Linked DNA regions of Homo sapiens: region 1 is linked to region 2. Evidence: read pairs that join two places in POLR2A ChIA-PET (ENCODE). Cell type or tissue: IMR-90. All regions are shown on one strand. Links, peaks and the distances in the headings refer to the core of each region. The heading gives the core; the rest is flanking DNA.

What was found. Peaks named below come from ENCODE experiments on the same cell type or tissue, not always from the same donor. Only the 100,000 strongest peaks of a DNase experiment are listed, where the experiment ranks them.
Region 1: POLR2A ChIA-PET joins it to region 2 with 15 read pairs; 1 of 35 experiments calls an interaction of 5 or more read pairs at or near these places.

Annotation. Positions count from the first base shown.
Region 1 is chr1:94,748,264-94,764,090 of GRCh38, forward strand. All of the region lies in intron 1 of SLC44A3-AS1 (SLC44A3 antisense RNA 1), which reads right to left. Among named protein-coding and RNA genes, the nearest start is that of MIR378G, 10 kb to the left of the region's middle. RefSeq lists an enhancer at 9,730-10,024. In IMR-90, for the core only: no CTCF peak of the experiment used is centred there; a DNase peak (open chromatin) is centred at 7,598; H3K27ac peaks cover 1,999 bases.
Region 2 is chr1:94,658,459-94,674,285 of GRCh38, forward strand. The region is part of intron 3 of SLC44A3-AS1 (SLC44A3 antisense RNA 1); the gene reads right to left. It also overlaps the pseudogene PGBD4P7. Among named protein-coding and RNA genes, the nearest start is that of MIR378G, 80 kb to the right of the region's middle. RefSeq lists enhancers at 849-1,367, 2,845-3,650, 9,721-10,478. In IMR-90, for the core only: no CTCF peak of the experiment used is centred there; no DNase peak of the experiment used is centred there; H3K27ac peaks cover 226 bases.

The sequences.
Region 1 (15,827 bases), core at 5,937-9,936, 90 kb after region 2:
GATTATCCAAACTTTACTTCTTACAAACATAAACATGCATATATGCACACACACATTCCTTTCCTTCTCTTAACTTTGAATAATTCTTGGAGTGTTTTGACTATTCCCAAACTTATTTTTCAAAAATAAATATTTCCACCGTTTCCCTTAAATTAACCTACTGTATTTTTGGCCATTAATCATAAACCCTGGGTTTTATTTGTAGATAATAGTAAAAATTAATAATTAAGAATGTACATACTATAAACTGTAAAATAAGAACTAAAGTGACACAGTAAAGAATTATGGATAATAAATATTATTATCCATAAATATTATCCATAATTCTTTATTGTGTTACTTTAGTCCTTATTTTACATTTTATAGTATAAATAGTAGAGGAGATAAATAGAATACTTTTTAAAAATACTGAATTAGTCCAAAAGAAGGTAGAAAAAGAAGAAAAATAGAACAAAAAACAGATGAGACATAGAAAACAAATACCAAGATGCTATATTTAAACTGAAGCATCTCAATAATCATATCAAATGTAAATGGTCTAAACATCCCAATTAAAAGAAAGAGATGTCCAGATTTGATTAAAAATAAGCGAAAAGCAAGACCCAAATAAATACTACCAATAAGAAACCCACTTTAAGTAAAAAGATACAAATAAGTGAAAAGCAAAAGGATATAAACGGTAATCTTAAGAAAGCTGTAGTGGCTATATTAATATCAGAAAAAGCAGATTTCAGAGCAAAAAGTATTTAGCCAGGGATAAAGCTGTTTCCCATTTAGTAAAAATAAAGGTGCTAAATTATCAAGAGGACATAGGATAGGAATCATAAATGCTTATATTTGTAACAACTAACCTTCAAAATACATGAAACAAAATATGGAAAAATTGCAAGGATAAATTAACAGATACATGATTATAATAAAATATTTTAACACTTCCCTCTCAGTAGTTAATAGACACAGAAAGAAAATCAGTACAAATAACAACTCGAATAACACTATCAACCAACTTGATCTAATTGACATTCAGAGAACATTCCACCAAAAAACAAACAAACAAAAAGGTCAACATAATACAAATTCTTTTCAAGTGCATATAGAACATTTTCAAAGACAGACCATATTCTGGGCTATTAAGCAAGTCTGAATACATTTAAAAGGATTTGGGTCATACAAAGTATATTCTCTGACCAAAAATGGAATTAAAATAGAAATCAGTAACAGAAATATATCTGGAAAAAACTGCAAATATTTGGAAACTAAATTTCACACTTATAATCTCTAGGTCAAAAAAGAAATCTCAAGGGAAAATACAGTATATTTTAGAATACATAAAAATGAAAATACAACATATCCAAATTTGTGGGATGCAGACCAAGCAGTACATAGAGGTAAATTTATAGCACTAAATGCTCATATTAGAAAAGAACAGTCAGGCATGATGGCTCATGCCTATAACCCCAGCACTTCGGGAGGCTGAGGAGGCAGGATAACTTAAGGCCAGGAGTTTGAGCCTAGCCTGATCAACATAGCAAGACCCTCTCTCTATAAAAACTGCAAAACAAACAAAAAAACAAACAAAATTAGTCAGGTACAGTGGCATGCACCTATAGTCCCAGCTACTTGAGAGGTGAAGCAGGAGGGCCCAGGAGTTCAAGACTGCAGTGAGCTATGATCATGCCACTGCACTTCAGCCTGGGTAGCACAGTGAGACCCTGTCTCAAAAAAAAAAAAGAAAAGAAAGAAAGAAAGAAGGAAGGGAAGGGAAGGAAAGGAAAAGAAAAGAAAAAGAAAAAGAAAGAAAGAAAGAAAGAAAGAAAGAAAGAAAGAAAGAAAGAAAGAAAGAAAGAAAGAGAAAGAAAGAAAGAGAAAGGAAGGAAGGAAGGAAGAAAGAAAGAAAGAGAAAGAAAGAAAGGAAAAGAAAGAAAGAAGGAAAGGAAAAGAAAAGAAAGAAAAAAAGAAAGAAAGAAGGAAGGAAAGGAAAAGAAAAAAAAAAGAAAGAAAGAAGGAAGGAAAGGAAAAGAAAAGAAGGCCCGGGCATGGTGGCTCACACCTGTAATCCCAGCACTTTGGGAGGCCCAGGTGAGCAGATCACCTGAAATCAGGAGCATGATTCAGGAGCATAATTCAGGAGCATAAATCAGGAGCATAATTCCAAATGCTGAAATGCCAAAAAATCAAAATCCTGAAAATGTAATTCTGGAAAAAATAATTTTTAAAAATTCTTTAATAATATTTATGTTTTAAAAGGGTCTTTGTTTGAGAAATATACCAGAACACTTCATAGGCCACTTTACAAAATGAAATAGGCAATAATAACTATATGTTTTTCAAGCATAAACACTAGATATACTAACAACAGTTGCACAGATATAACAGTTATAAGCAGATGAACTGTATTCACAAAGAAATAGGTCAAAAGCAAAATGTATAAATGTAGATCACTATGGTTGGTAATTGTGTGCACCCATGTTTATAATTTCAGTTATCTGAAATACTGTGACAGATGACCTATGTCGTTTGATAAGATGAATCAAAAACTGCAATGGGTCACCACTGCATATGCAGTCGTGCAAAGAGCCTAGATCTCAAAAAATTTTACCTTTCACAAATGCAGTTGTATGAAGAGGAAATATCTTCACTTATTGAGAAAGCTTTGGTGTTTTTACATACAAGCACAATGGTTACACACAATCAGTGTTGTGATAATGCACTTTTGGGAAGTCAAATTTGCAAAAAAAATGCATAAAACAAATCAAAACTCTCCAAAAGTCTTTACATGGTTTATACCTCTAGTATTAGAAATGATGCAAAGAGAAATACTTAGCATAGCAAATTGTAAAAAATAATGCTGATACTTTAAAATAGTGGGGGAAAAGTAAGAAAAAAACTAAAAAACTAAAAAGAAAATTCAGCATATTAAAAATATATTACAAGGGTAGATTGTGGGCAATTGCACACACGTAGTCCATAAGAACAGGCCAACTTTCATGATCATTAACTATTTTCTGAAGTCTTGCATTGTGATGAATAGCTGCTTTTCATCTTTTAGGGCATGGCTCTCCTCAAAGAATAAGTTCACATTCATTTTCTTTTTTTTTATTATTATACTTTTAAGTTCTAGGGCACATGTGCACAACGTGCAGGTTTGTTACATAGGTATACATGTGCCATGTTGGTTTGCTGCACCCATTAACTCGTCATTTACATTAGGTATATCTCCTAATGCTATCCTTCCCCCCTCTCCCCACCCCATGACAGGCTCCCATGTGTGATGTTCCCCGCCCTCTGTCCAAGTGTTCTCATTGTTCAATTCCCATCTATGAGTGAGAACATGCAGTATTTGGTTTTCTGTCCTCGCGATAGTTTGCTCAGAATGATGGTTTCCAGCTTAATCCATGTCTCTACAGAGGACATGAACTCATCCTTTTTTATGGCTGCATAATATTCCATGGTGTATATGTGCCACATTTTCTTAATCCAGTCTATCATTGATTGACATTTGGGTTGGTTCCAAGTCTTTGCTATTGAGAATAGTGCCGCAATAAACATACATGTGCATGTGTCTTTACGGCAGCATGATTTAAAATTCTCTGGGTATATACCCAGTAATGGGATGGCTGGGGTCAAATGGTATTTCTAGTTCTAGATCCTTGAGGAATCGCCACACTGTCTTCCACAATGGTTGAACTAGTTTACAGTCCCACCAACGGTGTAAAAGTGTTCCTATTTCTCTACATCCTCGCCAGCACCTGTTGTTTCCTGACTTTTTAATGACCGCCATTCTAACTGGTATGAGATGGTATCTCATTGTGGTTTTGATTTGCATTTCTCTGATGACCAGTGATGATGAGCATTTTTTCATGTGTCTTTTGGCTGCATAAATGTCTTCTGTTGAGGAGTGTCTGTTCATATCCTTTGCCCACTTTTTGATGGGGTTGTTTGTTTTTTTCTTGTAAATTTGTTTGAGTTCATTGTAGATTCTGGATATTAGCCCTTTGTCAGATGAGTAGATTGCAAAAATTTTCTCCCATTCTGAAGGTTGCCTGTTCACTCTGATGGTAGTTTCTTTTGCTGTGCAGAAGCTCTTTAGTTTCATTAGATCCCATTTGTCAATTTTGGCTTTTGTTGCCATTGCTTTTTGTGTTTTAGATGTGAAGTCCTTGCCCATGCCTATGTCCTGAATGGTATAGCCTAGGTTTTCTTCTAGGGTTTTTATGGTTTTAGTCTAACATTTAAGTCTTTAATCCATCTTGAATTAATTTTTGTATAAGATGTAAGGAAGGGATCCAGTTTCAGTTCTCTACATATGGCTAGCCAGTTTTCCCAGCACCATTTATTAAATAGGGAATCATTTCCCCATTTCTTGTTTTTGTCAGGTTTGTCAAAGATCAGATGGTTGTAGATATGCGGCATTATTTCTGAGGGCTCTCTTCTGTTCCATTGGTCTATATCTCTGTTTTGGTACCAGTACCATGCTGTTTTGGTGACTGTAGCCTTGTAGTATAATTTGAAGTCAGGTAGCGTGATGCCTCCAGCTTTGTTCTTTTGGCTTAGGATTGACTTGGCAATGCGGGCTCTTTTTTGGTTCCATATGAACTTTAAAGTAGTTTTTTGCAATTCTGTGAAGAAAGTCATTGGTAGCTTGATGGGGATGGCATTGAATCTATAAATTACCTTGGGCAGTATGAGTCTTGCTCTGTCGCCCAGGCTGGAGTGCAGTGGCACGACCTCAGCTCACTGCAACCTCCGCCTCCTGGGTTCAAGCAACTCTCCTGCCTCAGCCTCCAAGTAGCTGGGACTACAGGCACACGTTACCATGCTCGGCTAATTTTTTGTATTTTTAATACAGACGGGGTTTCACGGTGTTAGCCAGGATAGTCTCGATCTCCTGACCTTGTGATCCACCCGCCTTAGCCTCCCACACTGCTGAGATTACATGAGTGAGCCACAGCACCCAGCCAGGATGGTGACTTTTCTAAATTATTTTGTGCTAGAAGTTCTTTATGCTCTACATTTCAAATATTCTGCCGTATACTTAGAACAGATGAGAGCTTTGGTCCAATCAAACATGCTGATTGACAGACAGGACACAGTGAACCTGCACACGGTGCTCTGTTTCCATTTGCCCTCTGTTTCATTATTCTACTTCTCTTCCAAAGCCTGGCTCTATGTTCCTTCCTTTGTGATTCTCCCCTCTCAGAATGAATCACTCCGTGCTTCCTTGGTCGCATAGTGTACATTTCTTTTAAGAGTTAATTGAATTTTTTAAGGTCAGACATGTAGTCCTTAAATATGGGCCTGTCCTAGTCACTAGAAAGCAAGCTCTTTGTGGACAAAGTCTGTCAGTTTTTTAAGAGCTTGCAGTAAGTGCCTTTATGAAGTGGCTGCCCAGCCCATAATACCCTCCTCTGAGAACTGCCTGCTCTGTCCACAGCAGCATGCTCCTTTCAGCACCTATGCTTGAGCTATAAGATCTTGTTCTCTGAGCTGGGCCAGAGTCTCTTCCCCAGAATTTGGAATTGGGGTAGAGCCATGATCTGGCTGTCTCTTGGCCCCTTGCCCTGCACACAGGCCATTCAGGCACTGTCGGGTGGCTGACCTGGTGAAGGTCAGCATGCAGGGAGAGAAGGCAGCCAACTCAGGGAGAAGCAGAGCAGGAAACAAACAACACTCTCAGGACTCCGGACACACCTCAGTCACCCTCTGCCTTGGGTGGCCTGAGATTCCCCTAATCCCTTCCAAACATCCTTTCTTTTCTGCCAAAGCTCTTTTGAAGTGGCATTCTGTTATAAGCCACCTGAAGAGATTTAATTTTAATACTTACACGACCACAAACCAACTTATACCTACTATTTTCAGTATTCTTATTTTATATTTATGCTTATTTTAATTATTCAGAATTCCTTTGTGAATTTAGTACAGCCATTTCCAATGGCAAATCCACATCAACTGCTTCTGTTTTTCCTTAAAGTAACAGCAATGCTGTCTTTTCTTGTCAGAGTGGAAACCACTGACGGAGGATGAGCTGAGCTGGATTTCCAGTAAGAGGGAGGAAAGGAGGCATCTCTTCCTATCTTGAGACATTGAGGCAAATATTTACACTTAGAAACGAAACCCATCCTGAAGATAAAATGTCTCAAAATTTCCCCATTTGGAATTGTTTTCTTATATTTTATCTAAATTCTACAGACCTTAACTCCAGTTAAAATCAGAAAAAATCAGAAATCTAGAGAAAATCAGAAAACAGTTGTTATTGGTCTCTCACATACATACAAGCTATCATTAAGGTGCTGTTTAACCCTTTGTTTCCTAGGCTAAATAACCCCATTCTTGGCCTTCACCCTTCATCGTCTTTTTGGCATGACCCAGACTGGAATCCAGTTTGCTCTTCCATTCCCTGCTGCTTGCATCCTGCTTGATTTCCACATTAAAACAGGATGTTGATAAACCTTCTCTTTCCTCCTCCCAAATGTCTTTAGTCACTTCTCTGCCCTCCCCTCCGTTCTCTCTGTCACTTCCAAAGTTCAAGCGCTCATGAACTCTTGCCTGTGTTTTATAACTAACACCTCTGCTCTCTCCTGTCTTCCTGCATCCCACATAGAACTGCTGACAAAGATGCCCTCCTTCACCAATGCGTTTTTCTAATGCCTAGTCATGATTATAACATTCCCTTGCTCAAAACCCTTCCCTCTTGCATATAAAATAAAGTCTCAGCTCTGTAGTCTTGCATTCACCCCACATTCTGCATCAGCTGGTCCAATTAATCTCCCACTACACTACCTTTGTGCTTCCTATGGTCCAATCAAGCATGCTGATTGACAGACAAGACACAGTGAATCTGCACACGGTGCTCTGTTTCCATTTGCCCTCTGCTGACTTTCATTATTCTACTTCTCTTCCAAAGCGTGGCTCTATGTTCCTTGCTTTGTGATTCTCCCCTCTCAGAATGAATCACTCTGTGCTTCCTTGGTCACACAGTGTATACTTCTTTTAAGAGTTAATTGGAATTTTGGCTGGGCGTGGTGGCTCATGCCTGTAATCCCAGCACTTTGGAAGTCTGAGGCAGGTGGATCACAAGGTCAGGAGTTTGAGACCAGCCTGACCAACATGGTGAAACCCTGTCTCTACTAAAAACACAAAAATTAGCCAGGCGTGGTAGCATGCACCTGTAATCCCAGCTACTCAGGAGGCTGAAGCAGGAGAATCACTTGTACCTGGGAGGTGGAGGTTGCAGTGAGCCGAGATCGCGCCATTGCACTCCAGCCTGGGTGACAGAGTGATACTCTGTCTCAAAAAAAAAAAAAAAAAAAAAAAGAGTTAACCAAAATTTTTAAGGTCAGACATGCAGTCCTTAGATATGGGCCTGTCCTCTTCACTAGAAAGCAAGCTCTCTGTGGACAAAGCTGGGCCCTATACCGCCCAGTAAGCTCCAGGTCCCTAATGTAATGTATGGCAGGCAGTGTGTGATCTGTGAATACTGGTTGAATCAAGTTTGAAAAAACATACGTATCTGCAGGCAAGCTGTGGGTCTACACGGTTTACTCTGGTCATGTGACTACTATTTCAGAAGATCCATGAGGTCAAATGACTCAGCAAAATTTTGCAGGCCAAATAACAGGAAATCCGAACTTCAAAAGCACACTCCATTACCACTGATCTAAAACACATGTGCCTGGAGATCCAGTGCTGGAGCTGGGGAGATTTTCTACAGCACACACCAACCGACTGCCCGCAGCCTGATACTGGGCCTCCAGGAGGGACTGATAAACCACAGGCTCCTCCGGTGTCTGGTCCCCCAGCAAGGGCACTTGCAAAGCCTGCAGATCCCTAAGCATGCATACAGAGCTTTGCCTCCCTTTTCCAAGAATTCTGTCCGCCTAGACTTTCCAGATCATCAAGACCTGCCCCTACAGACACTCAAATTTTTAAAAGTAAAATCTATTTTGATAAAACATATTCCAAAAGGAATACAATCCCACAATTCCCCACCTCCTTAAGACCTCTTCTTGATAGATCCAGGCTGACATCAGATATATTAATTGCTGTCTTTCGCACAGGATTGCCCATCCTACTACTGGAGAGGTAAAAATCATTGTGCCCTCAAATAAAAATTACCACAATAATAATAGCCAACATTTATGAGCACTTTCTATGTACCCAGCACACTAAGAGTTACTCTGCATATATTGTTTCATTTTTGCTTCGCAATATCCCTAAAAGGTAGGTGTTATTTTTCCCATCAGTTTCCAGATGAGAAAACCAAAAAGCAGTGAGGTTAAGTTACTTGCCCAAGGTTGCAAATTAAATAATGGAGACAGGCCCTAACCGAGGCCGTTGGGCCCCCAAGCCCACACAGGTAAGCCCTCCACTCTGCTGCCTCCCTAGGTACAATGAGCCTGAGGTACAATGACCAGCTGGTCCCAGGACTTTGCAGGCTTTAGCACCATGAAACACCAGGAAAAGCTGAGAGTTGATCATCCTCGCTTGAAAGCTGGAAAGCACTCCGCTAGAACCCTTGGCTTTTATAGGCCCTGTGCTCCTCTCCAATGGTCCATCCCTATCCGTTGAGGATGGGGAAGGAGGCCCTTTCCCAAGCAAGTCAAACTGGTTAAGTCCAGGTCTCTCTCTGCAAGGTCAAAAAGAGACACAGGGGCTCCCTAAGACAATTAATAATGCAGCTCTTTGGCCGGGCACGGTGGTTCACACCTGTAATCCCAGCACTTTGGGAGGCCAAGACGGGCGGATCACAAGGTCAGGAGATCGAGACCATCCTGGCTAACACAGTGAAACCCTGTCTCTACTAAAAATACAAAAAAATTAGCCAGGTACGGTGGCAGGCGCCTGTAGTCCCAGCTACTCAGGAGGCTGAGGCAGGAGAATGGCGTGAACCCGGGAGGTGGAGCTTGCAGTGAGCCGAGATCATGCCACTGCACTCCAGCCTGGGCGACAGAGCGAGACTCTGTCTCAAAAAAAAAAAAAAAAAAAAAAATAATAATAATAATAATAATAATAATGCAGCTCTTCTTTAAAGCATATTTGTTCAATACTAGTGGGAGTGAGAAACTTCTATGAGTAAAAATCATGCTTTTTCTTTATATTCAAAATGAGAGAATAGTTGTATACACTTATTATGGGCAATTTTCTAAACCATTCTATGTATATTAAGGCATGTTAAAGAGCTAATTATTTAGATAACGAAAGGGAAAGGAAACCCCTCCTTCCCAAGAAGCAGCATGGCACCATGCATTATTTGGTGTCACCTGTCAGCAAACCACAATGTGACTCTAGTCTCCGGTGTGGATGCAGGTCTCGGGGCTGAGGCTCTGCCTGCAGTTGTGCCCCATTATTTGTTTGGAAATGTCACAAATAGGAATGCTTCCATGAGAACCCTGACACCAGGAACTTAAAGGAACTGCTTACTTGCACAGGAACAGCTCTAGGCAGAAACCTGAGTTAACTGACACTGCGTTTCCAGTTTATTCCAGTGTGGTTTTAGTGCTCCTTCAAAACTAGTATCCCAAGCAGTGTCCATAAGCCCCAGAGACTCCCTCTTTAATTTGCCTGGGTCTGCTGGCCTGAGAAAAGTAACCGGGCTTTGTCACCAGTCTTTTCCTCAAAGACCTTTTCTGAAATCATCTGTGGTTGGGGAGGCTGAGGTTAATGGCAGTCTGGTCCCCAGAAAAGTGGGGCTGCTGTCTTTGGAGAGTGTTGCTTCCATATGACATTAAGTGCTCCTTTGAGAGTTCAAGGTTAACTTCCAGACAAAACAAACAAGGCTTTCTGCCTTGTTTGCATCTGCACAAGCTGGGACATTGTCTTGGCAGGAAGACTCAACGGTTTAGGGAAGGACAACAGGCAGAGGAAAGCTGATCAGCCTAATGGTAAGATTGGCCCTGCTCTGTCTCCCAGTGGCTCTCTGTTTATCTTGGACTCGCTTAGCAACGTCCAACAGGCTGGACGGAGCCATTCCCTGGAGGGTTCCTTGAGCCTACGCATCTCACAAGCCTCCCCCAGAGGGATTCCGCAGTTCCAAGAAGGGCAATGGCGTTTGAGGGGGCAGCTGGGTTACTCTTCAATGAACTAAACGACTCCTTTAGAAACTACAGACCAAATAGTATGAGGGTGCCTGAAAAGAGGAGTAATAAACAACAACAAAAATATGTTCCATGGAAAATTATAAAGGCATTTTTAAAGGACCCTGGGGCTCACATTTCTGTTCATTTTATTTTATTTTTAAAATTTTTTCCTTAAATTTAACTATTTAGGAAATTGATTTTTAAAACCACAAGGTCAAGATATTTTCCTCCTTCAAAACCAAAACCGAACCTAGTCTGTTTTCTTTCAAAGGAAGTTCACAGCATCTCCGTGGAGAGAAGTGGTCACCTTGCACAGGCATCTCAGTGCTACTTTGTCTCAATCTCCATACACAAAACAAAAGAGAAAAACCTGCTCACAGAATCTAATTTATAAGAATATAAAAAGAAGATGCAGACCAAAGAGGATAGCCTCAGAAATATTAAGCTGTTTTCAAAGTAATAAAATCTCATGTCAAACTAATAAGATCAAAACCAATCACAACTTCAGAGTTCACTTGTGTAAAGGATTTAGCTCCAAAGCATTGATGACATCTTTAAAGTTAAAATATACCCAGCTGCATGGAGTGGCTCACGCCTGTAATCCCAGCACTTTGGGAGGTTGGAGCTGGCAGATCACTTGAGCTCAGGAGTTTAAGACCAGCCTGGGCAACACGGCAAAACCCCATCTCTACTAAAAATACAAAATTTAGCCAGGCATGCACACCAGTAGTCCCAGCTACTCAGGAGGCTGAGGCACGAGGATCACTTGAACCCAGGAGGCAGAGGTTGCAGTGAGTCAAGATCATGCCACTGCACTCCTGCCTAGGCTACACAGCGAGATTCTGTCTCAAAAAAATAAAATAAAATAAAAATAAAGTTAAAATATATAGAATTGATGGCCTCTTGCACATGGACATACAGAGAAAAATCTCTAAAAGCCTTGTTCTTTGGCCCTTTGCATTCAGTTTAAAGCAAATTAGATACAGTAGAGACTCATTCACATATTGTTTACATATTGCAAACTTTCCTACTCTCTAAAATGTATTTGCAATCCCAAAATCTATACTTGTGGTCCTTTCAAGGTCATTAGCAAACACACACCAAGCAGCAAAAAATTTCAGTTACCCATCACACTCCTTCCTAGTTGATCTTAAACAAGAAAATTCTCTGCCTTCTTGTTTCAGCTGTCATACTGTAAACTGGGATCCTTTTCACAGTCTATTTAGTGCAAGCTTTTTCATATTTCTGTGCTTTTTCTTGGTGATTTTGCTGCTTAAAAGTGTCTCCAAAAAAAAAAAAGCCTAATTCATAGCAACAGAGAACAAAATGGTAATTGCCAGGGGTGGGGGACAAGGAGCAGGGCAAATGAGAAGACATTGGTCAAAGAGCACACATTTTCAGTTATAAGAGAACAGGTAAGTTCTGTGGATTCAATGTACAGCATAGGTAATGACAGATGTATTAATTTTGTTTTGGTAAGCATACACAAGCTTCAGTAGCCAATTTGTTTAAGTGGAAGAAAGGATATCAGTGATTGAAGATCAAATTAATGAAATAGAGAGAGAAGACAAGATTAGAGAAAAAAGGGTGAAAAGAAACAAACAAAGCCTCCAAGAAATATGGGACTATGTGAAAAGACCAACTCTACGTTTGATTGGTGTATCTGAAAGTGACAGGGAGAATGGAACTAAGTTAGAAAACACTCTTCAGGATATTATCCAGGAGAACTTCTCCAACCTAGCAAGGCAGGCCAATATTCAAATTCAGGAAATACAGAGAACACCACAAAGATACTCAAGAAGAGCAACCCCAAGACACATAATTGTCAGATTCACCAAGGTTGAAATGAAGGAAAAAATGTTAAGGGCAGCCAGAGAGAAAGGTCGGGTTACCCACAAAGAGAAGCCCATCAGACTAACAGCGGATTTCTCGGCAGAAACTCTACAAGCCAGAAGAGAGTGGGGGCCAATATTCAACATTTTTAAAGAAAAGAATTTTCAACCCAGAATTTCATATCCAGCCAAACTAATCTTCATAAGTGAAGGAGAAATAAAATCCTTTACAGACAAGCAAACACTGAGAGATTTTGTCACCATCAGGCCTGCCTTACAAGAGCTCCTGAAGGAAGCACTAAACATGGAAAGGAACAACTGGTACCAGCCACTGCAAAAACATGCCAAATTGTAAAGACCATTGATGCTAGGAAGAAACTGCATCAACTAATGGGCAAAATAACCAGCTAACATCATAATGATAGCATCAAATTCACACATAACAATATTAACTTTAAATGTAAATGGGCTAAATGCTCCAATTAAAAGACACAGACTGGCAAATTGGATAAAGAGTCAAGTCAAGACCCATCAGTGTGCTGTATTCAGGAAACCCATCTCACGTGCAGAGACACACATAGGCTCAAAATAAAGGGATGGAGGAAGATCTACCAAGCAAATGGAAAACAAAAAAAGGCAGGGGTTGCAATCCTAGTCTCTGTTAAAACAGACTTTAAACCAACAAAGATCAAAAGAGACAAGGAAGGCCATTACATAATGGGAAAGGGATCAATTCAACAAGAAGAGCTAGCTATCCTAAATATATATGCATCCAATACAGGAGCACACAGATTCATAAAGCAAGTCCTTAGAGACCTACAAAGAGACTTAGACTCCCACACAATAATAATGGGAGACTTTAACAGCCCACTGTCAATATTATACAGATCAACAAGACAGAAGGTTAACAAGGATATCCAAGACTTGAACTCAGCTCTGCACCAAGCAGACCTAATAGACATCTACAGAACTCTTCACCCCAAGTCAACAAAGTATACATTCTTCTCAGCACCACATCACACTTATTCCAAAACTGACCACATAGTTGGAAGTAAAGCACTCTTCAGCAAATGTAAAAGAATAGAAATCACAACAAACTGTCTCTCAAACCACAATGCAATCAAATTAGAACTAAGAATTAAGAAACTCACTCAAAACCGCACAACTACATGGAAACTGAACAACCTGTTCCTGAATGACTATTGGGTAAATAACAAAATGAAGGCAGAAATAAAGATGTTCTGTGAAACCAATGAGAACAAAGACACAATATACCAGAATCTCTGGGACACATTTAAAGCAGGGTGTAGAGGGAAATTTATAGCACTGAATGCCCACAAGAGAAAGCAGGAAAGATATAAAATTGACACCCTAACATCACAATTAAAAGAACTAGAGAAGCAAGAGCAAACACATTCAAAAGCTAGCAGAAGGCAAGAAATAACTAAGATCAGAGCAGAATTGAAGGAGATAGAGACACAAAAAAAAGCTTCAAAAAATCAATGAATCCAGGAGCTGATTTTTTGAAAAGATCAACAAAATTGATAGACTGCTAGCAAGACTAATAAGAAAAGAGAGAAGAATCAAATAGACACAATAAAAAATGATAAAGGTGATATCACCAACGATCCCACAGAAATACAAACTGCCATCAGAGAATACTATAAACACCTCTATGCAAATAAACTAAAAAATCTAAAGAAATGGATAAATTCCTGGACACATACACCCTCCCAAGATTAAATCAGGAGGAAGTTGAATCCTTGAATAAACCAAAAACAGGCTCTGAAATTGAGGCAATAATTAATAGCGTACGAATCAAAAAAAGTCCAGGAACAGATGGATTCATAGCCAAATTCTACCAGAGGTACAAAGAGGAGATGGTACCATTCCTTTTGAAACTATTCCAATCAACAGAAAAAGAGGGAATCCTCCCTAACTCATTTCTTGAGGCCAGTACCATCCTGACACCAAAGCCTGGCAGAGACACAACAAAAAAAGAGAATTTTAGACCAATACCCCTGATGAACATCAATGTGAAAATCCTCAATAAAATACTGGCAAACCAAATCCAGCAGCACATCAAAAATCTTATCCACCACGATCAAGTCGGCTTCATCCCTGGGTTGCAAGGCTGGTTCAACATACGCAAATAAAGGTAATCCATCACATAAACAGAACCAACAAGAAAAACCACATGATAATCTCAATAGATGCAGAAAAGGCCTTTGACAAAATTCAACAGCACCTCATGCTAAAAACTCTGAATAAACTAGGTATTGATGGAACGTATCTCAAAATAATAAGAGCTATTTATGACAAACCCACAGCCAATATCATAAAGAATGGGCAAAAACTGGAAGCATTCCCTTTGAAAACTGGCACAAGACAGGGATGCCCTCTCTCACCACTCCTATTCAACATAGTGTTGGAAGTTCTGACCAGGGCAATCAGGAAGGAGAAAGAAATAAAGGGTATTCAATTAGGAAAAGAGGAAGTCAAATTGTCCCTGTTTGCAGATAACATGATTGTATATTTAGAAAACCCTATCATCTCATCTGTATATCTCCTTAAGCTGATAAGCAACTTCAGCAAAATCTCAGGATACAAAATCAACATGCAAAAATCACAAGCACTCCTATACACCAATAACAGACGAACAGAGAGCCAAATCATGAGTGAACTCCCATTCACAATTGCTACAAAGAGAATAAAATACCTAGGAATCCAACTTACAATGGATGTGAAGGACCTCTTAAAGGAGAACTACAAACCACTGCTCAACAAAATAAAAGAGGACACAAACAAATGGAAGAACATTCCATACTCATGGATAGGAAGAATCAATATCGTGAAAATGGCCATACTGCCCAAGGTAATTTATAGATTCAATGCCATCCCCATCAAGCTACCAATGACTTTCTTCACAGAATTGGAAAAAACTACTTTAAAGTTCATATGGAACCAAAAAAGAGCCCACATTGTCAAGACAATCCTAAGCAAAAAGAACAAAGCTGGAGACATCACGCTACCTGACTTCAAACTATACCACAAGTCTACAGTAACCAAAACAGGATGGTACTGTCACCAAAAGAAAGATATAGACCAATGGAACAGAACAGAGGCCTTAGAAATAACACCACACATTTACAACCATCTGATCTTTGACAAACCTGACAAAAACAAGAAATGGGGAAAGGATTCTCTGTTTAATAAATGCTGGGAAAACTGACTAGCCATATGTAGAGAGCTGAAACTGGATCCCTTCCTTACATCTTATACAAAAATTAATTCAAGATGGATTAAAGACTTAAATGTTAGACTAAAACCATAAAAACCCTAGAAGAAAACCTAAGCAATACCATTCAGGACATAGGCATGAACAAGGACTTCATGACTAAAACACCAAAAGCAATGGCAACAAAAGCCAAAATTGACAAATGGGATCTAATCAAACTAAAGAGCTTCTGCACAGCAAAAGAAACTACCGTCAGAGTAAATAGGCAACCTATAGAATGGGAGAAAATTTTTGCAATCTATCCATCTGATAAAGGGCTAATATCCAGAATCTACAAAGAACTTAAATAAATTTACAAGAAAAAACCAACCCCATCAAAATTGGGCAAAGGATATGAACAGACACTTCTCAAAAGAAGACATGTATATGCAGCCAACAGACACATGAAGAAATGCTCATCAGAGAAATGCAAATCAAAACCACAATGAGATACCATTTCACACCAGTTAGAATGGCGGTCATTAAAAAGTCAGGAAACAACAGATGCTAGAGAAGATGTGGAGAAATTGGAATGCTTTTACACTGTTGGTGGGAGTGTAAACTAGTTCAACCATTGTGGAAGACAGTGTGGCGATTCCTCAAGGATCTAGAACTAGAAATACCATTTGACACAGCGATCTC
Region 2 (15,827 bases), core at 6,060-10,059:
GAGTCTGTATTTCTTTATCTCTGAAATGACAGCAACACTCAACACACGTTGACTGAGGACAGACTGTATGCTAGTCTGAACTATGTGTGAGTGAACACATAGTCATCACTTCCATGAGAGTGGAATAGTCGATATAAAACTCAGTACCACATGTGAGTGACTCCAAATATTACAGCATCCTCATTTGCTAAATGAACTCTTAAGAAAAGGTTTTTACTTTTATATTTGTTGATATTAAAATATATCAGGATGTTAATTAAATAGACAAATGTCTGTGCATAATAATGTGTTATTTTAATTACTTATAGGTAAAATCACATGCTATTCATTAATTTGTAAATCTTGATTAAAATGTTGAGTTTTCATTATATATTTAAAAATCACAGCCAGGCACAGTGGCTCACGCCTGTAATCCCAGAACTTTGGGAGGCCAAAGAGGGCAGGTCACCTGAGGTCAGGAGGTCAAGACCAGCCTGGCCAACATGGTGAAACCCCGTCTCTACTAAAAATATTTTTTTAAAAATTAGCCAGACATGGTGGTGGGGACCTGTAATCCCAGCTACTCAGGAGGCTGAGGCAGAAGAATTGCTTGAACCCAGGAGATGGAGGTTGCAGTGAGTTGACACGGTGCCACTGCACTCCAGTCTGGGTGAGATAGTGAGACTCCGTCCCAAAAAAAAAAAAAAAAAAAAAAAAAAAAATCACATCATGTTTATAATGCAGAAATACTGCCTTTACCCACTCACAATGCAATACTTTTAATCAAATTCTTCCAGTGCACTTTTGATATCAGTGTTTTGACATTCCCTATGGCCAGTCTTCAAGCCCATTTTTCAGAGCACAGCATCTTCATATTCATCTGGATTGCTTGAGATTCAGCACTTCTTGAATCTAAATATGATGTTGTCATTGAAAATTATACCTCATGCCATGATAGTTTTTTCCCTATTTGTGATCTCATAAGATAACTGTCACGCCTCTGAGCCCAAGCTAAGTCATCATATCCCCAATGACCTGCATGTATACATCCAGATGGCCTGAAGCAACTGAAGATCCACAAAAGAAGTGAAAATAGCCTTAACTGATGACATTCCACCATTGTGATTTGTTTCTGCCCCACCCTAACTGATCAATGTACTTTGTAATCTCCCCCACCCTTAAGAAGGTTCTTTGCAATTCTCCCCACCCTTAAGAAGGTTCTTTGCAATTCTCCCCACCCTTAAGAAGGTTCTTTGTAATTCTCCCCACCCTTGAGAATGTACTTTGTGAGATCCACGCCCTGACCCCAAAACATTGCTCCTAACTCCACCGCCTATCCCAAAACCTATAAGAACCGATGATAATCCCACCACCCTTTGCTGACTCTCTTTTCGGACTCAGCCTGCCTGCACCCAGGTGAAATAAACAGCATTTTTGCTCACACAAAGCCTGTTTCTATGCAGCCACAAAAATTGATGAGTTCATGTCCTTTGTAGGGACATGGATGAAGCTGGAAACCATCATTCTCAGCAAACTATCTCAAGGACAAAAACCCAAACACCGCTTGTTCTCGCTCATAGGTGGGAATTGAACAATAAGAACACATGGACACAGGAAGGGGAACATCACACACCGGGGACTGTTGTGGGGTGGGGGGAGGGGGGAGGGATAGCATTAGGAGATGTACCTAATGCTAAATGACGAGTTAATGGGTGCAGCACACTAACATGGCACATGTATACATATGTAACAAACCTGCATGTTGTGCACATGTACCCTAAAACTTAAAGTATAATAATAATAAAATAAAATTAAAAAAGAAAAGCCTGTTTGGTGGTCTCTTCACATGGACACGTGAGACAATAACCACATATCCTTCAAGTATGGTATATTAATAATGTTGACTTTCAACATGATCTTTATATGGTTTGTTTACTGTGACCTCCAACACTCAACAATTGAGAGGTCAGAGCCTCAGGAATAATTGCCAAACGTGTCAGATTTCTTTGCCACTTTTTTTCCTGTATTACCAGTAGTCTTCCATAAGATCCCACATTAGCATTACTTTAGATGGCTTAAGACTAACATATGTTCATCAAAAACAAGGTTGGTGTCTGAAATAAAGTGATTGAATGCTTTGTGTTCTGTAAAGACTCTACTATAAGATGACTCCAACAGATAATTTTGAGGAGAAAAGGCATAATTATATGTGATAATTATAATAAAGGCTAGAGGGCATTAATAGCTCCAGATGAAAAGTGTTCAGAGATAAGAGAGAGTATAGACTAGCTATATGTTTAATCATTGAGTTGTTCATTTTTCTTAACCTCTTTACCTAGAAAATAAGGCCAATCAACAATACCTCAGAATGTTGCTAGGAGGAGTAAATGAGGTTATAAATTCTAGCATAGTGCCTGGCTTGAAGGTGTACTTAGGGTGAGGGCCATCATTCCCTGAGTTCTTCCAGCTCTGCTCCCACTTGTGACTTTATGGGATGTTAAAGGAAAAGGAACAGGGGCAGGACAAGACAGGAACAAAGTATCTTTGCCCATTGTTCAGCTGAGACAGATTAGAGTTTTTCCAAAGGTGCTTTCCCAAGAACCAAAGGAAAACTAAGACCTAAAGACACAAAGACTGTAGTTACAGAGCCCCTCCCCAGATCTCAGTGTCATTGTTCCTTTCTGCATCCTTCAGTCCTGTGGCATTTTCCTCTGCTAGTCTCACTTGTACATGCAGCCACTATGGAATGCTGGGGCCATGTGAGAGGAGGGGATTTGCATAACAGTAGAAAACCACTGGGATTTGGAGTAGGGTGAACTGACTTTAAGTCAGCCTCTACCTTTCACTGGCTTTAAGATTTTGCAAATGTCCATTTGCCTCTCCAAGTCCCAGTTTCTTTATCCTTATGTAAACAAAAAAGTGAGACAGATCTCAATCAATTTATTTTGTCAAGGTTAAGGACATTTGCAGAAGAAATAAAGACAGAGTCACAGAAAGAGGAGAAAGGCCTGTGCCTTTCTCCAAAGATGATTTTGAGGGCTTCAATATTTAAAGGGGAAAAGTGGGCTGGAGGGGAAAGAGGGAGGGTATGGTAATCCAAGGGAGGGTATGGTAATTCAAGAGAAAAGGAACAGATAGGGGAATAGTCAATTATGTATTTGTTTTGTGCTCAGTAAATTGGCACTTTGCATAAGACAAGGCTAACATAGAATAACTCTGTGGAGATATTTAACCTCTTATCTGTAGATATCTGCTTAGGAACAAAAGGAAAGTCAGCTTCTTGCATAACTCAGCTTTCAGCTTAATTTTTTTCCTTTGGCATACTGAATTGAGGTCTCGAATTTTTATTTTCCTTTCACATTTCTCCACCCTTTTCTTTTTAAAAGCTTTCAGAGAAAGCATTTTAGAAGAAAGTGAGTCTCTGGTATTGGGTTTTATCTGATGTCTGATGGCAAGGACAGTTTATTCCTAGACGGATAGGTCCCAAGTTGTTAGGCAAGCTCACCTTTAGTAAGTTGTGAAGCCTTACATCCCACAAAGGAAAAAAAAAACATAGGAGAGGGAAGAGAGAAAGAAAACAACAAACAAACAAAAAAGGAGAACAATCCTGGAAACCTGATATAGGCCATATTACTCTGAAGTCCATACATCAGTAGGCAGGTATGAAAGTGTTTTATCTATATAAACAGGATGCTATTATTTTCTTCCAAAGTTTAAGTTGTCTAGCTTCAGTTTGTATGGCATTTAAAAAAGCACAGTTTAGTTTTTCGTGATTTTCAAATCAGGAAAAATGGGGAAAAAAGGAAAAGAAGGAAACAAATTGAAAACATTATTTTGGAGACTTGTAGCCAGAAAAAATTTTAGAATTCAGTCCAAATTGTAGAAAACAATAAAAATTAAAAAGCCTTAGGCAAGGTTAGAATCTAATAACAGGTGTACACAGTTTATTTGGAAACATAACTTTTCTCTCTCCAATTCCCCAATTTTATTAAAGACAAAATCGTAGTAGGACCAATTTATTTGTAAAATAAGTTTTAGTTCTATTATACTTGCCTTAATTATTTGCATAAATTGCAGCAAGAATAATCACTTGTCATATAGGCTGTCTCTCTTTTTTTTAAATTGGCTTTGCTGTAACCTTTTTCATAAGGAGTCTAAGATTAGACCTTCTTAAAAGCCTTGAGCCCAGCCTGCAGATACCTGTGTGAATTGGGTGAATTTCTCTCTTTTTAAGGTGCCAAGAAAACTTGGGGTTCCTAGGCCTGCCAGAAAGTGACATTCTTCACTTAACACAGGTCAGGACCCTGTAAAGAACAATGTATAAAGCCAGTTTTTCAAGGGGCTTTTATCAGCTCTGTAGGTCAGCCTCCCTTTCTCAAGGCAATCTGAAAATGCCATTTCAGTCAAGGCCTTGGTAAAACAACCAGTGTCTCCAATTATGCCCTCTTATAAAAGAAAACAGATCCTTATTGAACTTATGCAAATAATTATTTTGTCATAAATTAAGAATACTCAAAAAATAGTTTCCAAATTTTGGAGAAATTAGGTTGAGGGAAAGGATATGTTTTTAATTTTGCTCATAAGAGCATACTTTACTCAGTTGTTAAAAGCTGCAAATAGCTTAAAAGAAGAGAAAGTTTTCTTGACTTTGAAGAACAAAACAAAAAGAATCAGCAAATGTTTTAAACAAAAAGTCATAAAAGATTATTTCAATCTTCAGTTAGTTCAGTCCATTCAATTAACTCCTGTTCTGCTCGATATTGGATCAACAATCCTCATGAATACATCAGACCTCCCTGAGAGTCCTGGAAGTTTTTCTCTATTCCAATGGCACAATCTCTCAATTTACCAGAAACCTATATTTAAGAGTACTCCTCAGAGTTCTATAGCTGATTATAAACGGCCCTATAAAAGGATCAAAGTAGGCCAGGCGTGGTGGCTCACACCTGTAATCCCAGCACTTCGGGAGGCCGAGGCGGGTGGATCACCTGAGGTTGGGAGTTCGAGACCAGCCTGACCAATATGGAGAAACCCTGTCTCTACTAAAAATACAAAATTAGCCAGGCATGGTGGTGCATGCCTGTAATCCCAGCTACTCGGGAGGCTGAGGCAGGAGAAGCACTTGAACCCGGGAGGCGGAGGTTGCGGTGAGCCGAGATCGTGCCATTGCACTCCAGCCTGGGCAACAAGAGTGAACTCCGTCTCGGGAAAAAAAAAAAAAAAAAAAAAGGATCAAAGTAAATCACAGATGACAAAGATCTTAGACCAGTCATGGTTAAAGACACAATTGACAAAAAAATTGTTTACTTCTGTGGCATACAAAGTTTTACATAATCGTCATAATTACTACTACTGATAACATATACTAAGACATATCAGAATCACAGGATTCTCATATAATTTTGGAACAAACACTAATAGCACATTTATGTAAATATTATCCAAAGAAGATTAAATACCATTTTGTATTTGACAATGCTTCCTTTATTATTTTATTGTACCAAATAAACCAAATACATTTCTTTTGGACTTCATGAGACCTAATATCAAAACATTAATGAGGTCAAAAGGACTGAATTTAGAATATGATTTTGGAAAGTTTGTCAAATATCTAAAGTTTAAAACACTTGATATCACAAAATAGGATCGCAGGTCATTATAAAGACAGTCATTCATTTAGCCAAAGTGATAACTCGAAGATTTCAAAAAAAGGCAAAAACCTTTATTCTTTGAGAGAGGAGACTTACTTCCCCAAACAATAAGCCCTGACAAAGACAGCATGAGGCCAATTAAATGTCTCACAAATCTTATAAACAAATCTATTAAATTTTAATCACTTGACTATAACATATAATTTCTATAAACTTTTTTATAATATTTTACAATTTTTTAAATTAAAGTGTTAGTTAATACTCCAAGAAAATCTTGTTAATCTGACACAGGGGCCCAGATGCTGGCCTTGCATCCATGTAACGTTGATATTAATGTTTAATTCATAGAGAAACTTTAAACTAATTTTATTTCTCAAAATCAGCCCTACAATCTCATGTGCCTGTCTCTTCTGTGGTAGTCCCAGGGCCTAGAAGGGTTAAATAGTTTTAATTTCTGGCTCTGTGTCTCATGAACAGTTTATTTTGATAGTCGTCTTCTCCTGGGTTGGCAAATAAGGCTTTAACTGCTGTCAGTGTTTAAGATTTAACAGGATCTGGAGTCCTCTCTAGATCCAAAAGTAAAAGCCCTGTAACTTAACAGCACAGGACTTCAAAAGCAACACAGAGAGTTACATGGATATAATAACCTTAATGTTTTTAAATCTTGGTTTTCCTAGGACTTGCATTAGTTAGACATAGGAAGAGTAGGTCCTGGGTCATAAGTGAAAGTTTTCAATTTCATAGAAGAATTTAAAGCCAAGAGCACAGAATGTTATATTGGAAGAAAATATTTCCTTTAGACCATTTAGATAAAACATTTTTAGTATCAGGACACAATGGAAGTTAGAACCTGAGGAAAAAAATTACAAGAGCTGACGAAAAAGTTGAAGGAGAACATTATTGTCTCAGGCCTTCTCAAAGGGAAGAGAAAACTGAAAATAATGACATGCAATAAAAGTTGAACTTTTGGGTTAAAAAAGTTAAAAGCTCTTATAATTTTATTAAGATTAAATCAATACCTTCAGATAAATTTGTTGTTCCAACCAACTCTTTAATTTGTTAGTGTATTGTTAAATACCAAAGAATATTATAATTTCCTTTTAATTATAGCCAATTTGATCACATAAAGTTCTTTTTAATAAATTCTCTTTTCACAACCCTTATTCCAACTTGCACAAACATTTATGACATGCTTAGATGTCCTGTCTTATCCTAAATATCACTCTTTCTTAAATAACCAGTTATTTTATTTTAGGTCAAAAAATTTACCATACAAGATCCTTTCTCATATAAAATGATTTTCCTTTTAATCTTTCTTACCCCAAATACCTCTTTATATGTATAACTTTCTTTACATCTCTCTTATTTACTGGTTCCCTTTAGCTTGTTTTATAAACAACCTTTAAATAACTTTTGAGTTAGACAAAAATTGTTTCCTTTTAATAAGAACACATTGTTTTTTAGAAAAATGATTTTCTATAATTTTTATTTAAAAAATTGGAAATGACCCAGGTATTTAATTAATATATATTATTTAATTTAACTTTAGGTTCTAAATTATATGACAAGTTTATTTACAAGCATTTATTCTATTACATTTGCCTATTTAATTTGTTTAAATAGTTGATCTAGATTACATATGAAAACTGTGATGGTCATCATTTAGAGTTATTTCCCTGTTAACAATTTTTATAGGCTGTGAATTTCAGGTGTTTACTTAAGTAAGAATATTAAGGTTAAATAAATGTTTTGGGTTTTTTTTGGTCAATAACTCAGGATTTAGCTATTTTCATTAAACCAACAATATTAAATGCTTTATTTATCGAAAAGTTACACAAATATAATTCTCTTTTGGGCTACATTTATAGCTTTACAACCCTCATGCCAAATCTTGACACCTTATAGTATTTAAGAGAAAAAAATATAAAATTGCTTGACCAATAAATCTAAACAATAATGTATGTTGGCGATTCTGAACACATTTCTAATTTTATTTTACCAATAATTTTAAAGCCAGTTTATTTATTAAAACTCTACTTAAGTCACATTAACTTGAAAAGCAACTGGGCTTATTTACTGAATTTGTGAGTTCTCCTTTATTTTTAAGCCAGTTTGGTACCTTGTGGCCATAAACATAACAATACACATGTAGGTATACATAAACACACCTAAGCCCACACACACTCATACAAATAAAGATCCTATAGCTTTTACTTCAGAACTCTAGCCATGAGATACCAATACAAACTTAACCAGTTTACCAAAAAACAGTTGGATGCGAACATGGTTTTTCTCTCAACATCAGTAGAAAGGTCCTCTGAACTAGAAAAAAATTTACATTTTCTTAAGCAAAAACCACATCCTCATGTTTTTATAAACTTCCCCAAAAACACATCATACTATCCTACTAATCTAACTTTTAGTAACTCTAATTCCCAGTAAAAAACCTAGGATTACTTAATTTAACTTAACATGCCTTTAAGATTTTAAATTATTGGAGAGGATTTTGAGACAAAATTTACCAAATTAATCTTACCAAAGATTACTAAAGTCATGTGAACTGAAAAGCCTCTGAGCTAGCTTCTATTAAGTTGATGAACACTGACTTTTCTTTAAGCCAATTAATTAGAGCTCTTTCACATAATTGATAGTGAAATATTATTTCCACATGAGACATAGGAACATATAGACATAATAGACACCCAGACAGAGGCAGATCTTACAGATTTAAAAGTTCTCATTTGCCTGTTTTCAAAACTTTTCTCTATTTTAGACTGTTAATCTCATGATTATCTGTTCCATGTCCTGAACAATTGTTAATGAGGCAACTGTAAATTTGCATCCCAAAGACATGACTTAGGTGAAACAGTGTAGAAAATGTACATCTCAAAGGCACACGCTTAGATCTAAACAAAGGCAATGTCTTTTATGTGAACTTCAAGCCATTGTAGGGACCCAGAAGCTCTTACTAAGTGGAGATTTCCTGTAAAGATGTAAATTTCCTTTGCAAAGAATTTTATTAAAGTGACTCAGTTTGATAGGTGTTATTTTCAATTTAGCTTGATTAGATTACTAGCTTTATGGTAGATCCCTTTAAGGAATAGGGCCAAGAAAGCCTGTACAATTTTCTTAATTTAAATGTACAAAGAAATAAGTAGCCCCCTGTAGTAATGACCATTTCCTATAAACTGTCCTTAGCCATCCCTAAGATTGTGGTTCTCTGCCACCACTACACACACCAAGGCCAAATTCTCTCACAGTACAAGGTAATCTCTGGTACCCCCACCAAAGACAAAGACATCAGGTAATGCAATACAAGAAAGCAGAGCTTTAGACCTGAGAAAAATCTGCCCGTGACTTTTGAAACTCCACAAAGAAAGCAGGACACCCCGAAAAAGGGTGAGTGGCACCTTTATTCTGAGTTCTTTAAAGGGTCTGATTAGAAGCCTTCTCTATGTTTTGTTTTGAATTTGCTTGGTACCAAAGATGGCAAAAGGGGAAGGAGGAATAGAATGGAAGAAAAGTAAACAAAAGAACAATCTTTTAAGAAAGGAAGTGAACAGAGAACCTGTTTGAGTAGGTAGTTAGGCAGACATAAGCAAGGCAGGGCAGTGCCCTACCCCTCAACCAGGACTGCCAGGAGACTGTCAAGTGATGGTCAGGCAGTTATTAAACTGTCTGTCCAAAACAATTGGTCAAAGCCAGCAGCAGGGAAAGGTGGTCTCCCAATAGATAGAAAACACCTGAAGCTGGTGATCAGCTGCTGTCAATAAGATCTCAGGAGCTGGGTGAGTGGAGTCAAGCATGCGCATGCTAAGAGGCAAAATGGCAGTTTAGCTGGGATATGACCTTCCTCTAGGAACACTCTACTGGTAAGAGAACAACGCCTCAAGTGAGCATGCGCAAAAATTCAGCAAACACACTGTGGCTGGGGCCCCTCCCAAGTTCTGGGAGGCCGCTGCACATGTGGACGTCCCATCCCAAAGGAAGAATCAGGGCAGAAGAGACACAAGAGCCCGGAAGCATGCCAACATAAAAAAACCCAAGTTTACATTTGGATCTCTCAAGTTGTCCTCTTGGCCCTCTTCCAAGCGTACTTTACTTCCTTTCATTCCTGCTCTAATACTTTTTAATAAACTTTCACTCTTGCTTTATAACTTGCCGTGGTCTCTCATTCTGCCTTATGCCCCTCAGACGAATTCTTTCCTCTGAGGAGGCAAGAATCAAGTTGCTGCATACTCATATAGATTTGCTGCTGCTAACGAAACCAAGCGTATGATTCTTTCTTCTTTTTTGCAGCTGTGAGGAGTTTTAGCCAATTCAAAAACATTGTTCACCATAACTTGAAATTCTCATTTGGATTTGACCAAATAAGGTAGAGTTGGTCGAATCCAATGTGAGAAAGACTAAAATAATAAGGAAACAACAAAACAACAACAACAACAACAAAACCAATGCGATTACTGAGCACTTTAGTGTTAAAAGGAAATTAAGATCAGCTGGTTGTCAATCTTAACTCTTAGTCATTAAGCAGGATTTTCAAGACAAAACTCCAATTCAGCTACTTACCTAGGAGTGGCGCCCAGGCTCAATACTCCTCTCTACCATTTTAGAAGCAGTAAAATACTCAAACTCACCTTCCCTGTTGGATACAAGCTGAAACTCCAGAAAGGAGTTGCCTGCCATCCATTGTCATGGAAACAGGAAAACTCGCCTTTTTTGTTGGAAGTGAGTAAAACTCCAGAAAAGGAGTTGTACTTCAAAATAAACCTTAGATCTCAACCAAATTTGGGGTGATCAGGGATTCTCCAGAGGGAGTTGCTCCCAGACCTCAGAAAATTGTCTTATCTTTGAGCAACAAAGATAACCTAGGCTGGAACCAAGTACTGGTAAGAGATTTGTCAAAGGTCAGGGGCACCTCCTCTCAGAGTCCCTTCCGTCAGCCGCCAATTTGTAAGCCAAAAAATATCTGAGACAGGTCTCAATCAATTTAGAAGTTTATTTTGTCAAGGTTAAGGACATGCCCAGAATAAATAAAGACAGAGCCACAGAAATAGTCTGTGGTCTGTGCCTTTCTCCAAAGGTGATTTTGAGGACATCAATATTTAAAGGGAAAAAGTGGACTGGAGGGGAAAGAGGAAGGGTATGGTAATCCCTATATTGCAAGAGAAAAGGAGCAGGTAGAGGAATAGTCAATTATGTATTCATCTTGTGCTCAGTAAATTGGCACTTTTCATAAGATAAAGTGAACATAGACTAACTGCCTGTGGAGATATTTAACCTCTTATCTGCAGCTATCTGCTCAGAAACAAAAAGAAAGGCAGCTTCTTGCATGACTCAGCTTTTAGCTTAATTTTTTTTCCTTTGGCATAGTGAATTGAGATCCTGAGTTTTTATTTTCCTTTCACACATATAATGGGGACAAATGTCTTGGAGAAATTTTGAAGATTCTTCTCTCGGAAGATTAGATTGATCATATATCCAAAGTATTCAGTACAGAGACTGGCCAGTAAACAACTGTTAAGTCCTTTCTATTCTTTTGTGTATTTCCTAGAGTGGGCAAAGAATGGAGGGGACAGGTGGTCCATTTCCCTTTTTCTAGGGTAGCTTAGCAAGACACTAGTCATAGCAATAACTCTGAACCACTCCGTTTCCTTTTCTTAGTGAAGGTTTAAATTTTGTTTGAATTTTACTAAAAGAAATGCCTTGTCAAGGATGACTTCCAGAACTAGGGTTGGCTGCTTTGATTAACATCTGCTCTGGAAAAAGCACCCACCTCAAGTTCAAAGTCATTCCCTGCTCTTTGGAGAAGATAAAGTAAGCACATGTCTTCTCTCACCAGCACAAGGAAAACTTCTCCAGGTAGAGGAAGGGTGAAGACCTCATCCTTCAATCTTTGCTTCTTGAACCACCTTCACAGATTTCACAGGGGCTAAAAAAGTCTATCTTCTCCCAGGTCAGCAAAGAAAAGCAGCATCCTTTCTCTTCTGTAGTCAACCTTCATTCAGGCTTAATGGAGTGAAAAAAATTATAACCCTCTTCTCAGAGAGGACTGTCTTTGTTAAAGAAAAGACCCTGATAAACATCTGGGGTTAGAAGGTGAGACCCTGAATCATGACTTAGCTGAAGACAAGCTCATTAGAAGATAATTAAACTTTTCTGAATTAGAATTCAATGGAACTTGAACAGAAAAGATTTATTGGGAGGGTGATGGAGAAAGAAGAAAGATGGCAAGCCACGTGGTTGAGAGGCCAAAAAACTGCTAAGAACAAGGAGGTCTGCTTCAGATTCCAAAGTCATTTGCTCTGTTCTGATGTAACTATCTCCACAGCTTCCTAACCCCTTCAGGACAGTCTGCTTTACAGGCATTCACATTGAGTACGAGTGGCTTTTTTAGTGGAAGTCAAGTGTATAGGCCAAGTCCCACATGTGGGTCACTTTGATGTAAAACAAAGACAACATCTACAGACTGAAGAGCTGAGTCAGAAACTGAACTAATTCAGTGGAAGCAGGAACTCAAAAGCCAAGGCTGACAACAAGCAAGTCTTTTTAGAATTTGTGGATATTGTAGGGGTGATTTTTCTTGTCCACAGGTCTTTGAATTGGTATTTGAGCCCATCTTTATGCATCTTATAGGACAAGGTAGGATTCTCTGGGTGCCATGTATGTGGCATATCCTAGACAAACTCAGCTAGTTCATCCTAGCATCTTTGGGATCTGCCTTGCCTCAGGAGTATCTGCTCCTAAGGCAGTGAGGCTCTCTACTGTGTAAGTGTGAAAATAACCATTATCTTGTTATAGAACCAAACTGGGGTCCATTGGCTCAGCACAGTAAGACCAGATACCCACACCAAGGTTCATAGCAGGAAAAAGGAAGGTATTTATTTGCAGGGTGCCAGGCAAGGAGGATCGAGCAGCTAATGCTTAAGTCCCAGCCTTCCCCATATGGCTTGTAGGTAAAGATTTTTAAAGGCAGGCATAAATTTCAGGAAAGCAGAAGTTACAGACAAAACCACAAATCAATACTGATTTAGCTAAGTCTCTGAACACCCGCATATTGATTTTGGCCGAAAAGGGTGGGATATGTTGAAGCAGGGGGCTCACAGGTCATAGTTAGATTCAAAGATTTTCTGTAATTGGTTAAAGAAGAGAAGTTTTGTTTAAAAATTTGGGGTCAGTGCAAAAGAATGTTACTCTGGTTGGTTATGACTTCCTCCAGGCCTCTCAGAAAGAAATTTAGAACAAAGAACAGTGCTGAGTTCAGTCCCCAATTCCCCCTTATCTGAGGTCTACATGCAAGAAGATCCATGTGGTGGGGGGTCCCAGTTTCTGAGAAGCAACTCAGAGACATGGTAAGATGTTATCTTTAGTTTTTGTAGGGGAACGAAACATTCTGTGATTCTAGCTTCCCTGGCTATTGTTTTAAGCTACTGTTACCTTCTTGCTTTTCAAGTTGCTTATTTACTTCTCAGAACTAGCTAGGTGCCTAGAATTTCCCTTGAAGGAACTCAGGATCTTCCTTTCTTTCCATGTTTGGGGTTGGGGCTAGGGAAGAGGTCCTTAAGAGGAATTCTCTAATCCATCTCAATCTTCTCCCATAGCCTGTCTCTCTCCCAGTTCAGAGTTTTAGGACCAGAAGGAGGAATTCTTCTCCAATTTCTCTTTCCTTCTTTCTGGGTCTCCAATCTTCCTCAGACTTTATGCCACCACTAGAGATGAAGGTAGCTCACCCCAGGTGGTGGTTCTCACTGCTGTCCGCAGTGGGTGTTCAGAGACTTAGCTTCCACCTTCAAGATATACAGAAAGAGTCCCACAGATGTTTAATGGCAGATCCCACTGAGGTAGCCCCAGGGCCTTTGCTGCCCATCTTTGGTGGGACCCACTCACCTCCACCTGTTCTGTTCATGCTTCCCAGACCCTCTCCCAGGGTTGGTGAGATCCTCCTGTTAACCACAGCATTCTCCCTTACCAGTTGGCCAAAAGAAGTGTGTGGGACGTCTATTGGGCGGTCACCACTCTCCCCTGCCAGGGACAGTATCTTCTGGCTTCTGCATATCAGATCATATCTCCAATCAGATGCCTGATTCCTGACTAGGGCCTTTATTTCTTCCAGACATTCCAGTGGGTTGGCAGAAGTCACCATGTTGCCTGTAGGAACTTCAGTCTTAGGCCCAGCCTTTGTCTTTTCTGTGGCCACTCCTGACCTCCCTTTATCAGTTGCTTTCTTGGAGGAATATTTAATAGAGAAGAGCCAGGGACCCCCAGGCTCAGGGGCTCCATCTGCCTTGTCTCTCAGAGCCTCAGCTACCTCTCTTGGCTGCCAGTTTGGCCTCTTGTCAGTATCCTACAGAATTTCTGCCTCCAAGGTCTTCTGACCTCCCCTGCTCTGTTTTTCTGAGGTGTCCCCCAACCCCTGGCTTTCCTTATCAGGGCCTTTTGTTTTTTGGCTACACTATTGGTTTGAGCCATTGCTGGACTTACGGGAACAGGAAGACAACAGGCGAGAAAGCCCTAGGTTTTAACTTCCCCCAGCAATGTATTCCTTCCATGCCCAGCCACTGGGCATTTGTAAAGTACCCAGAGCCTGGTCATGGCCGCGAACGCATCTTTCTGTCCTATATCCCATTTAGAAAAAAAAAATCTGCAGCTAGCTCACTGCCAGCGCTCATTTAATTTTACATAAACACGTTCCTTGAAGCTAAAGCAAATCTGACTGATTTTTCAATGTGAAAACAAAATATAAAAACTGTTCTTGGAGTTATTTCTAAACAGAACTTGTCTCTAATCCTAATATAACAGAAACGTATATGATGATCAGTATTTAATTTTATTTTTCATGTGGTAAATTTCAAAGCATGGGACAAAGGCAGAACATCCCATTCTGCACAAAAATATTGCGTTTCTCTCAGGACCTTCTTGCCATCTTTATCACTGTGTGCTCAGCAAACTTTGCAGCGACCAGTTGGATTCCATTTCCCTGATGTTGGTGGTATGCTCTTGGGGAAATGTCTTCCAGACAGGGAAGAAGCGTGACATCATCAGAGCACGGATGACCTTGAAGACTTTGCTGCCCTGGCCTGTGATGCTTTTCCAGCATTCTTTCACTCAGCGTCAGTCTGAAGTTTATATGGCTCATCGTGTGCTCAGGATTGTCCTTCCAGAACAGGATGTAGGAGCTTAGCACTGCAATGTTTAGAGGGTGACAAAAGAATTTCTTAGACCAGCTGGGCAGATGGCTTATGCCTGTAATCCCAGCACTTTGGGAGGCCTAGGTGGGTGGATCACCTGAGGTCAGGAGATCGAGACCAGCCTGACCAACATGGTAAAACCTGTCTCTACTGAAAACACAAAAATTGGCTGGGTGTGGTGGCGCACACCTGTGGTCCCAGCTATTCGGGAGGCTGAGGCAGGAGAATTGCTTGAACCCGGGAGGCAGAGGTTGCAGTGAGCCGAGATTGCACCACTGCACTCCAGCCTGGGCGACAGAGCGAGACTCCATCTCAAAAATAAAAAAGTATACATATAATTAAGGCCAGGCATCATGGCTTACACCTGTAATCCCAGCACTTTGGGAGGCCAAGGCAGGTGGATCACCTGAGGTCAGGAGTTAGAGACCAGCCTGACGAATGTGGAGAAACCACATCTCTACTAAAAATACAAAAATTAGCTGGGCATGGTGGCACATGCCTGTAATTCCAGCTACCCAGGAGGCTGAGGCAGCAGAACCACTTAAACCCAGGAGGTGGAGGTTGCGATGAGCCAAGATCGCGCCATTGCACTCCCGCCTGGGCGACAAAGTGAGACCCCATCTCAAAATAAGTAAATAAATAAACAAAAAAGAATTTCTTAGACGAAACCTTGTGCCTTTTGTGCTCAGTTGGATAGGAAGTGAGCATCTGATCAGCCAGTCCACTGTTCCCACATTCTCGTGATAATCCAAAATGACACATGGCTTCTTAGTCTTCTTTCCATTTCTGTTGTTTACTTCAATCACAGTATCATTGTGGAATGTTGACAACATTGTCACCTCCTTCTTGTCACACCATTTCAGTGCCATAAGCTCACCACAGAATTAACATTATGCATAGGAATGCTACATTTTCTAGGATTTGACATTTTCCGTGATCAAGAATGACTATATTTTATAAACGGAAACACCACTACTAAAAACAGAATGCTATAAATGGAATGATGTAT